Regions from separate parts of the Homo sapiens genome. Here region 2 is linked to region 1. A link is a loop called in an ENCODE intact Hi-C map of the cell type or tissue named here. Cell type or tissue: CD14-positive monocyte. All regions are shown on one strand. Each heading gives the region's core, and the rest is flanking DNA. Links, peaks and the distances in the headings are about the cores only. Region 1 holds the start of LOC105371470 (a long non-coding RNA gene). Region 2 overlaps CD48 (CD48 molecule).

Evidence for each region. Hi-C counts contacts between places; a loop is a spot of excess contacts. Peaks named below come from ENCODE experiments on the same cell type or tissue, not always from the same donor. Only the 100,000 strongest peaks of a DNase experiment are listed, where the experiment ranks them.
Region 2: it touches region 1 in a loop (2.0-fold over the local background); 3 of 110 quality-filtered maps call a loop at or near these places.

Annotation. Positions count from the first base shown.
Region 1 is chr1:160,787,181-160,792,565 of GRCh38, forward strand. LOC105371470 (a long non-coding RNA gene) reads right to left here and starts at 2,682. Exons shown (of 3, transcript NR_188636.1): 1 at 2,615-2,682. RefSeq lists a silencer at 2,249-2,441 and enhancers at 2,772-2,891, 2,942-3,011, 3,042-3,161. In CD14-positive monocyte, for the core only: no CTCF peak of the experiment used is centred there; DNase peaks (open chromatin) are centred at 2,761 and 3,331; H3K27ac peaks cover 1,426 bases.
Region 2 is chr1:160,702,689-160,708,073 of GRCh38, forward strand. The region is part of intron 1 of CD48 (CD48 molecule); the gene reads right to left. LOC124904439 (endogenous retrovirus group K member 18 Env polyprotein) reads left to right here. Exons shown (of 1, transcript XM_047438433.1): 1 at 1-2,670. Among named protein-coding and RNA genes, the nearest start is that of CD48, 6.4 kb to the right of the region's middle. In CD14-positive monocyte, for the core only: a CTCF peak has its summit at 3,126 (motif pointing right); DNase peaks (open chromatin) are centred at 1,783, 2,653, 3,253 and 4,433; H3K4me3 peaks cover 4,832 bases; H3K27ac peaks cover 4,883 bases.

The sequences.
Region 1 (5,385 bases), core at 209-5,208:
GGAAGTTCTGGCCAGGGCAATTAGGCAGGAGAAGGAAATAAAGGGTATTCAATTAGGAAAAGAGGAAGTCAAATTATCCCTGTTTGCAGATGACATGATTGTATATCTAGAAAACCCCATTGTCTCAGCCCAAAATCTCATTAAGCTGATAAGCAACTTCAGCAAAGTCTCAGGATACAAAATCAATGTGTAAAAATCACAAGCATTCTTATACACCAATAACAGACAAACAGAGAGCCAAATCATGAGTGAACTCCCATTCACAATTGCTTCAAAGAGAATAAAATACCTAGGAATCCACCTTACAAGGGACGTGAAGGACCTCTTCAAGGAGAACTACAAACCACTGCTCAAGGAAATAAAAGAGGATAAAAACAAATGGAAGAACATTCCATGCTCATGGGTAGGAAGAATCAATATCATGAAAATGGCCATACTGTCCAAGGTAATTTATAGATTCAATGCCATCCCCATCAAGCTACCAATGACTTTCTTCACAGAATTGGAAAAAACTACTTTAAAGTTCATATGGAACCAAAAAAGAGCCCGCATCGCCAAGTCAATCCTAAGCCAAAAGAACAAAGCTGGAGGCATCATGCTACCTGACTTCAAACTATGCTACAAGGCTACAGTAACCAAAACAGCATGGTACTGGTACCAAAACAGAGATATAGATCAATGGAACAGAACAGAGCCCTCAGAAATAACGCCGCATATCTACAACTATCTGATCTTTGACAAACCTGACAAAAACAAGCAATGGGGAAAGGATTCCCTATTTAATAAATGGTGCTGGGAAAACTGGCTAGCCATATGTAGAAAGCTGAAACTGGATCCCTTCCTTACACCTTATACAAAAATCAATTCAAGATGGATTAAAGACTTAAACGTTAAACCTAAAACCATAAAAACCCTAGAAGAAAACCTAGGCATTACCATTCAGGACATAGGCACGGGCAAGGACTTCATGTCTAAAACACCAAAAGCAATGGCAACAAAAGCCAAAATTGACAAATGGGATCTAATTAAACTAAAGAGCTTCTGCACAGCAAAAGAAACTACCATCAGAGTGAACAGGCAACCCACAAAATGGGAGAAAGTTTTTGCAACATACTCATCTGACAAAGGACTAATATCCAGAATCTGCAATGAACTCAAACAAATTTACAAGAAAAAAACAAACAACCCCATCAAAAAGTGGGTGAAGGACATGAACAGACACAGGAACACTTTTACACTGTTGGTGGGACTGTAAACTAGTTCAACCATTGTGGAAGTCAGTGTGATGATTCCTCAGGGATCTAGAAACAGAAATACCATTTGACCCAGCCATCCCATTACTGGGTATATACCCAAAGGACTATAATTCATGCTGCTATAAAGACACATGCACACGTATGTTTACTGCGGCACTATTCACAATAGCAAAGACTTGGAACCAACCCAAATGTCCAACAATGATAGACTGGATTAAGAAAATGTGGCACATATACACCATGGAATACTATGCAGCCATAAAAAATGATGAGTTCATGTTCTTTGTAGGGACATGGATGAAATTGGAAATCATCATTCTCAGTAAACTATCGCAAGAAGAAAAAACCAAACACCGCATATTCTCACTCATAGGTGGGAATTGAACAATGAGAACACATGGACACAGGAAGGGGAACATCACACTCTGGGGACTGTTGTGGGGTGGGGGGAGGGGGGAGGGATAGCATTGGGAGATATACCTAATGCTAGATGACGAGTTAGTGGGTGCAGCGCACCAGCATGTCACATGTATACAAATGTAATTAACCTGCACATTGTGCACATGTACCCTAAAACTTAAAGTATAATTAAAAAAAAAAGAACAGAACGTGCTGGTTTTCTCCTGATGGAGAATAAAAGTGAAAGCTTGAAACTCTGGAGACTAAGAGCAGAACCTGTCCCCTCATCATGAATATCTCAAGATCTGTGTTCCCCTAGCCTCCAAGTCCCAGGCCCATCCCCCTGTCATCTGTCAGGTTCTTAGAGGTGAGCAGTGAGAATCCACAGGGACAGGAATTACCAGTGTGCCAGGCTTGAGCTCCCCCACTGAAACCACTTATGGGACATGAAAGGCCCAACTCAGGGTGAAGGGTGACTCCCAGCGGCTGGCAGGAGAGGGAGGAAGGGGAAAGAGATGCAAGAGAACCAGATACAAAACACAAATCCCAAGGCACTACATCACCACAGGTCTTTAAAAACCTGGACATCTCTGGAAACATGACTGAAATGACATGCTGCAGACTACATGCGTCTTGGAACTGACTGTGGCTGATCCTCCATCTCATGCCTCCACAATTCAGCCTCTCTGGAAATGCTCAGGCTCCTTGTGATACATTAGTCAAAGAGATGTGAGGGTCACAAGGACACCGTCTAGAGCTGCGTGACCTGAGGTTATAGCACATGCGCACAGACTTACGCACCCACGCGCACGTGCGCACACATACACACACACACACACGCACACACAGAGCCTGGCTCCCATAGAGGCAGCACCTCAATGAAAATTGCACATTCCTAGAGTAAACCAGTGTACGCAGCAAATAGACGAGCCTGGGAGGCAGTGGAGGGGTGGACTTACCTATGAAAAGACCAAGGAGGAGCAACAACCATGGTAGAGAATGGGCCATAAAGTGCACCTGCAGAACTGCTTGTCACATGGCAGCAGATGACGGACTATGCATGCGTAAATGTCAGCCTACTACCAGTTCCTGTTTTTAGTGTCACCACTTTAATCACATGTAGTTTATGTGTCACAAGATATGAAGATGAGCGGACGCAAAAGAAAGAAGGATGAGAAGCGCCTGAACGAGCTACTTAAAAGCCAACGCCGGTGACATCACAGCCTTGCTTTAAACCCCTCGGGGGTGTACCACCCCCACAAGGCTAAAGTCCGGGGTCAAAGTCCTTGTGGACAAGGCCCTTCATGATTGGCTTGTGTCTTGCCAACCTACCTGGCCACACTCTGTCACCAAGTCTCACAGCTTGGACTCCAGTCACCACAGACTGCTTCTAAAGCAGTCCCCTTGGGATTTCTCATTTTTGTAAATGCAGCTCTACTTCCTCAGGCCATCTTACTGATTGGATTGCCCTAGTCTCTGTCATCTACCTCACCCTAACACCCTCCTATTGCCCATCTCCAGTCATCACCACCTTGGGAAAGGCCTCCCTGAAGCCCCAGGCTAGGATGGTGCTAGGACATCCATTCCCTCTTGCTGTTGGACATCAGGCCTGTGGTTATGGGTCAGGACACTTGTACTACCAGCCTCCCAGTTCTCAGGCCTTCTGACTCAGACCGGGACCTACACCACCAGCTTCCCTGGTACTCCAGCTTGCAGTCACCAGATCATGAGACTTCTCAGCCTCCATGATCATGTGAGCCAATTCCTATTAAAAGAGAAAAAAGGAAACAATATATATATTCAAGGTGTGGTTTCTCTGAAGATCCCTGGCTAATACAACTGCCTGTGGCATTTGACACTTGAAATACTCTCTCCTCCTGGACGCCAGGATACCGTTCCCCCCGGGTTCTCTTCTCTCCTTCACTCAATGCATATTCGTTGAGTTCCTGCTAGGTGCCACAAAAGCTCTGTGCTAAGGACTGGGGATACAGAGATGAAAGGAAGTGTCTGCAACCGTGTTGCTTACAGTCTAGTGGGAAAGAAAATTTATGTCAATAAAAAATAAAGTAATGCAGGTGGTTTTACTTTCTGGTTGGGTACAGTGTGTTGGGCATGAGGCTTTCTGGTTTGAATACTGCCTCTGCTGCTTGCTAGTTGTGTGACCTAGGCAAACTACCTGCCAATCAATGAGAGTTAGGAGTTCTCCTTTATAATTTATTTCCTTGAAGATGGTTTTTGCACATAAAAATTTATTCATAGGCCATATTGCTTTTAAGAACTCATATTCAATTTATTAAATAAATAAATTTAAAACCTAAGTCAGCCTTAAGTTCAGTTCAGCTTACAAATCTTACTGTTCTGCTTACAAATTAGGCAAATTTTAACTACCCTTCTTGAGGACTATTAATAAGATTTAACTCATGGCCAGGCATGGTGGCTCACACCTGGAATCCTAGCACTTTGGGAGGCCGAGGCAAGTGGATCACTTCGAGCTCAGGAGTTCGAGACCAGCCTGAGCAACATGGCGAAACCCCATCTCTACAAGAAATACAAAAATGAGCCGGGCATGGTGGCTCATGACTGTGGTCCCAGCTACTCAGGAGGCTGAGGCTGGAGGATCGCTTGAGCAGGGAAGTAAAGGTTGTAGTGAGCCGAGATCGTACCACTGCACTTCAGCCTTGGTCACAGAGCAACATCCTGTCTCAAAAGTAAAATAATAATAATAATAATAATTTGACTCATTTTACAAATTTATAAGTTGATTCCCTTATTATTCTAACTTATAAATGTAATATATTTAGTTTTGTTTTAAAGTATTTTAATCAGCAAATAAACTTCCCAAATACTTAAAGGCTTGTAAACCTAATACATTAAACTTCTAAGTGTGGTCATTCTTAAGTTGTCTTAAATTATTCAATTCTTCATGTAAATTAAGATTTCCAACTAAAATCACAAATGCACAAATGTAAATCAATTGCATAGTTTAAATCAGAAACACAAATATCTCAGTTCATTCTGGCTGCTATAACAAAAATATCTTAAACTGGGCAATTTATAAGTAGTGGAAATTTATTTCTTATGGTTCTGCAAGCTGGGAAGTCCAAGATCAAGGTGCCAGCAGACTCTCGGTCTGGTTAGGGCTCACTCTGTGCTTCCAAGGTGGGGCCTTGTTGCTGCATCCTCCAGAGGAGATGAACACTGTCTTCACATGGCAGAATAGTGGAAGGGCAAGAAAGGGCCAGATAACTCTTTGAAGTCTCTTTTATAAGGGCATTAATCCCATATATGAAAGCAGAGTGCTCATGACTTAATCATTTCCCAAAAGGCCCCACCTCTCAATACTATCGCTTTGGGGTTTAAGTTCCAACATATAGGACAGGCACAGTGGCTCACACCTGTAATCCCAGCACTTTGGGAGGCCGAGGCAGGTGGATTACCTGTGGTTGGGAGTTCGAGACCAGCCTGGCCAACATAGTGAAACCCTGTCTCTACTAAAAATACAAAATTAGTCAGGTGTGGTGGCACGTGCCTGTAGTCCCAGCTACTCGGGAGTCTGAGGCAGGAGAATCACTTGAACCCAAGAGGCAAAGGTTGCAGTGAGCTGAGATTGCACCACTACACTCCAACCTGGGTGATAGAGTGAGACTCCATCTCATTAAAAAAAAAAAAGTTTCCAACATATGAATTTTGGAGGGACAAATACATTCAAACCGTGGCAACAAAGTTTACT
Region 2 (5,385 bases), core at 125-5,124, 85 kb before region 1:
AAGAATTAATGGGACCAGTTTGGTTGGTGTCCTTCATGGCCGGTGCCCACAGAATAGCTTTGTGGGTATCTGATCCAATGCCTTCACAAGCTTTAATATATGCAGGCAACACCTCGTGATCAGGTAAATTTTGCGTTGGACAGAATGCATGGCCATTTTACATTCATGGTTTGCATTTTCAAAAGCTAACATATAAAGGAGAATGCCTTGAGTGCGCTCATCAGAGACAGATTTTTGAACAGCATCTTGTAATTTAGCCAAAAAATCTGGGTATAATTCAGAGTGACTTTGTTTAACTATGGTAAAAGGAACAGGAGCTTGGCCTGGAGCGTGTAATTTATCCCAAGCTCTCATACACACCTTTGTTACTTGTTCTGTGGTAAGGGCATCAAAGTTTAACTGGGCATAAGCATCAGAGAAACTATCGGAGCCTGTGAGCTGAGCCTGAGTAATTAGAATGCCATTACTGCTATTTAGCTGAGCCTGCAAATGGGCCTCTTCTGACCACCAGGTATGGAATACGGAATTGTAAATGCTGAGATGGGGTTAGAACAGCTTTTGCCAAAAGGTCCCAATCTAAGGGAAGTAAGTGACTTCAGTACGAAAAGTTTGTAAAACCATCTTAACATAAGGAGAAGTAGGACCATACTGAGTACAAGCATCCCTAAATTCTTTTAAAAAAGGTAAGATTGAACAGCGCATATCGATGCAGACCGGTTTAGGACCCGAAACGACAGGAGGGTGAGGGGCTGTAGTGGATGGGGGATGGCCTGGAGAATGATAGGTAAAGTGTAGTTTGGTCCTGGAGCCATTAGCTGATGCTGGAGGTTTGAAGAGAGAAGAATTAGCATATCTATGGTACATGCAGCAAAGATCCCTACCTTAACAGAGCTTGCATTAGAGTGGGGTGAAAAAACGTAAGCAATCAACACACTAACAGAACACACTGTATAGTATGTAAGGAGATGATAACTGCCATGACAGAGGAGAAAACCTAGAATAAGGTAAGGGGAGTCACAAGTACTGGTAGGGGCAAAAGGGTGAACTTCATTTATAAGGTGATAAGTAGGTCACATCTGAGTAAAGACTTGGAGGAGAGAGGTGGCCAAGAGGGTATCTGGGGTAGGAGGGACCCAGACAGAGGAAAGAGCCAGAGCAAAGGCCCTGGGGCAGGGATTTGCCTGCCATACATAAACAACAGCAAGGAGGTGGCGAGTGGGTAGTGTGGAGTGAACAAGGGGATTGGGTGTTGAGAGACACAGTCAGAGAGGGAGTGAGATTGGAGAGAGTAGATACATTTTAGCTTTATTAATAATGTCTTGTCCTGTAAAAAAAAAATGCTTTCCTGTAAAAGTGGCTCATGTCTTGTGTGTGCATTTACAATGTATTTAGAAGCAAGTTATTAGAAGGTAACAAAGTGGAGACTGTATAAACCATTGTTTCACAAAGTTTGGATCAGAGGCAGATTTCCCGTGAAAGTGATGAAGCTGAAGCTTCAGGGCTTCTTGGATGGCCCTGGAGGAGCCCTAGCAGTATTCATGTAATCCATTTTACAAAACATATCTTAAACATTAATTAGACCACAGCCTCTGTCTACTCTAACATCCCCTTCATCACATTTCTGTTTTTGTTGGGTGGCATCTCAGTTATGGGCATTTTGAGGTCTGGCCAAGGGGAAGTAGAAATGGGAAGTACTTAGTTGGGGTTAGCGGGATACATGTATGAGGGTTGCAAACTCTTGTGTGTGAAGTTCCCGCTACCCACTTCAGTGAAGAAATGGCATCCAGGAATATTCTTGCTGCCCTCTGCACTGACTCACTGGCAATGGCCATGGACATGTTGCAATCGGGCTGCAGGTGGGAAGCAGAGGAGAAAGCAGGTTGGAAGTGAACAACAGCCAGAGCTATTCAGTAGCAAAGTATTGTGGAAGCACGAAGGCATTTAATTAACTAAAATTATGCTGCTATTTTTTATGCTGTCATGTTCTTTGTAGTATTTGTATTTTTTTAACCTGAACTAATTCCCTGGGATTTCTTTTTTTTTATTCTAATTGAATTTATTTTTGTTCCTATTTGTATTTCCAGTTTTGTTCTTTTATTATTTTTCTTTTTCATGAGAATACTCCAAATTATATAAGCCTCAGGTCATTTTTAAAAACCTGGTTTGGTTAAGATAAGGAGAAAGAAAAGATGATAAGGACAAAGTACAAGATGAAGGGAGGTCCATTGGTCCTTTTTGTGGAGGGAGAACTTAGAATATGTATACAAAGGCTAAACAAGAGCTGTGGAATAAAAGCTAAAGGTAGAAGAAGAGGAAATATGTCCTATATCACTCTGGTGTCATATGCTGCCGCACAAAAACTCAGTTGTACTCTTCAACATGATATATACTAGCTGTTCACTTTCCACATATCCATCATTTCCAAAAACATTCTCAACCACTAAAAGATAAAAATGTCTGTGACCCCAGGGCTTTCAAGTTCCTGTTCATTCAGCCTTCCAACCATTCATCCATCTATTCAACAAATGTTTATTAAGCACTTACCCTGTCCTGGTTTGTACACGGAAATACCTAGGCATTCATTTCTACAGTGCTTCTGATTGGTCCAGCCCATGCCCTATAATCCCTCTGACAGAATAAGTTCAACCCTCATACATGTATCCCACTAACCCCAACTAAGTACTTCCCATTTCTACTTCCCCTTGGCCAGACCTCAAAATGCCCATAACTGAGATGCCACCCAACAAAAACAGAAATGTGATGAAGGGGATGTTAGAGAAGACAGAGGCTGTGGTCTAATTAATGTTTAAGATATGTTTTGTAAAATGGATTACATGAATACAGTCATCGCACAACCACAACATGCCTGGCGCTGTGCTAGACTCTGCTGTCAGCAAGGCAGATACAGTCTCTGGCCTCTTGGAGCATACAGCCTAGGAGGACATTCTTTCTAGGAGTTTAAAATCACTAGACATATTCCAGATTTGTTCTCCTTCTGTTAGTTGTTTCCACATGAATTAATAGAAGCGGTCATAATAGGCAGTCTAGATCAATGTTTTTCAGTCTTGACATTATTGACATTTTGGGCCACATAATTCTTTTTTGTAGGGGGCTGTTCTGTGCATTGTAAGATGTTTGCCAGCATTCCTGGTATCTGCCCACTAGGTGCCAGTAACACTTGTCCAGTTGTGACAGCCAAAAATGTATCCAGATATTGCCAAATGTCCCTTGAGGGACAAAATTCTCCCACATTCACCCTGGTTGAGAAGTACTGAGCTAGGTCATCTTTGGCAGACTCCCCAGGATGTCTCAGACTTACACTCAGGAAGATAGCACAATCCACTGTCTGATGACAGAGGCAGGTAGTAACACCAGACAGATCACTTATATATATATAATTTTTTTTATGGAGTTTCACTTTTGTCACCCAGGCTGGAGTGCAGTGGTGCAATCTCAGCTCACTGCAACCTCCACCCCCCAGGTTCAAGCAATTCTCCTGCCTCAGCCTCCCAAGTAGCTAGGATTACAGGCATGCACCACCACGCCGGGCTAATTTTTTGTATTTAGTAGATACGGGGTTTCACCATGTTGGTCAGGCTAGTCTCAAACTCCTGACCTCAGGTGATCCACCTGCTTCGGCCTCCCAAAGTGCTGGGATTACAGGTGTGAACCACCATGCTCAGCCAATTTCAGTATATTATGAGTGCTGATGACAGGTAAGCATACAGTATTGTATCTTTCTTCTCTCCCTCCTTAACCACCCATGTGTAACAATTCCAAAAAGGCTGTCCTGATGGTTGGCTGTAACTTCTTACCGAGAAATAAAGAAGTGATTAACTGCTGATAAAATCTTGATTTGCCTTCTTAACAATTCCACTTTTTAGGAAGTAGCTGAAGCAACCTTTTAAAAAACTACTATTTTGATTTAATTCTAACAGGAAGTATTTGGTGATATGTCTGGATGATTGGGATAAAGTAACAAAGTTGGATCTTATTCTTTTACTTTCTTAATGAACTCGCTTTCACTTTTAAAAAAAAGAAGAAGAAATAGAACCAGATCCTGTCTGTGCCCGCCCATGTTTCTAGTCTGTAGAAAAACAGAATTGTAACGGGAAAAAATTCAGATCAAAGGAAGTCATAATCCCAGGACCATAGAGTCTCCCCAGGAAAGGGAAAGGTTTTAAAGAGTAAGTTCCGGTTACTCCAATAAAACAAGACACATGGTTGGCTTCTTTGGTTTCCTCATATATTGAGAAAAATAAAAATAATAAAAACAAAACACATGGTTTCTAGTAAAACTCTTAAGGAAGAAAAGAAGATGAGTGTTAAGGATGTGGAGACAGAGTTACCTGAAGCTCTCTCATAAGATTAAATATTTAACAAGCCTGTACAACCCTTTTTAGGAAGTAATTTTGCAATAGCTACCAAGACCTCAGGTTTGTGTCTTGGTGAGAAGCTGAGCAGGCTACTATTTTTTGAGATGGGAACTATAATGAGTTCAGTGGGCAACACTGCAATGCAATCTGAAGGTGAGGAAGGAGAAACAATAAAAATAGACTCTTCTCTTCAGACGTTGCAATTTGAATGGGAAAAAGAATGGTAGGGCGGTATGTAAAGGGTCATGAAAAAGTAGAGAGTATTTTGTTTTTGTTATTCAAGTAGGGAAAGACCTAAGCTATGGTAGGCCAAGGAAAGGATTCAGTGGAGGGAAGACATGAAGAGAAGGGAGGTGATTGACGAGCCTGGGCTAGTGGGACTCAGAGCAGAGTTAGTGGCACAGGTCTTGACTGGGAGGAGGGACACTTCATCCTCTGAGGGAAAAGAGAAGGAGGAAAGACAGCTGGTGGTGGAGAAAAGTTACCAGTTTGAAGATAGTGGGCAGGAAGTTGAAGGGCTTCCTGCCTAATGGTCTCTAGTTTCGATTTCTTCTGCAAAGAAGGAGGCACATGCTTTGCTGAGAGGGCAGAGGACTGAGGTAAGGGGCCTTGAGGATAGGGTGAAAGTTTGAAATAGCCACTGTGGGAAATGGGAGAAAGAATTTATCAGGGCCAGTAAGAGCTACTCTGAGACCCCAGCTTGACTGAAACAATGACTCAAAATTTATTCCTTCCTTCTTTCCTTTGCTCCCTCCCTCCATCCACCCATCCCTCCATGCATACATGCGTACATGAACTTCCTCATGTATTCACTCATCGAATAACTATGCAGTAAGCAGTTACTATGTGCTTGGCTCTGTAAGGGTGCAATAGATAGATGTGGCTCCTTCCCTTGAGCTTCATTCCAGTGAATCAACAAAATTAATCAGATGATTTCGCTATTGGTGATAAGTGTTAGGAAAAGGAAAATACGGAATGCTTAGAGGGCATATAAAAGGGAGCACCTCAC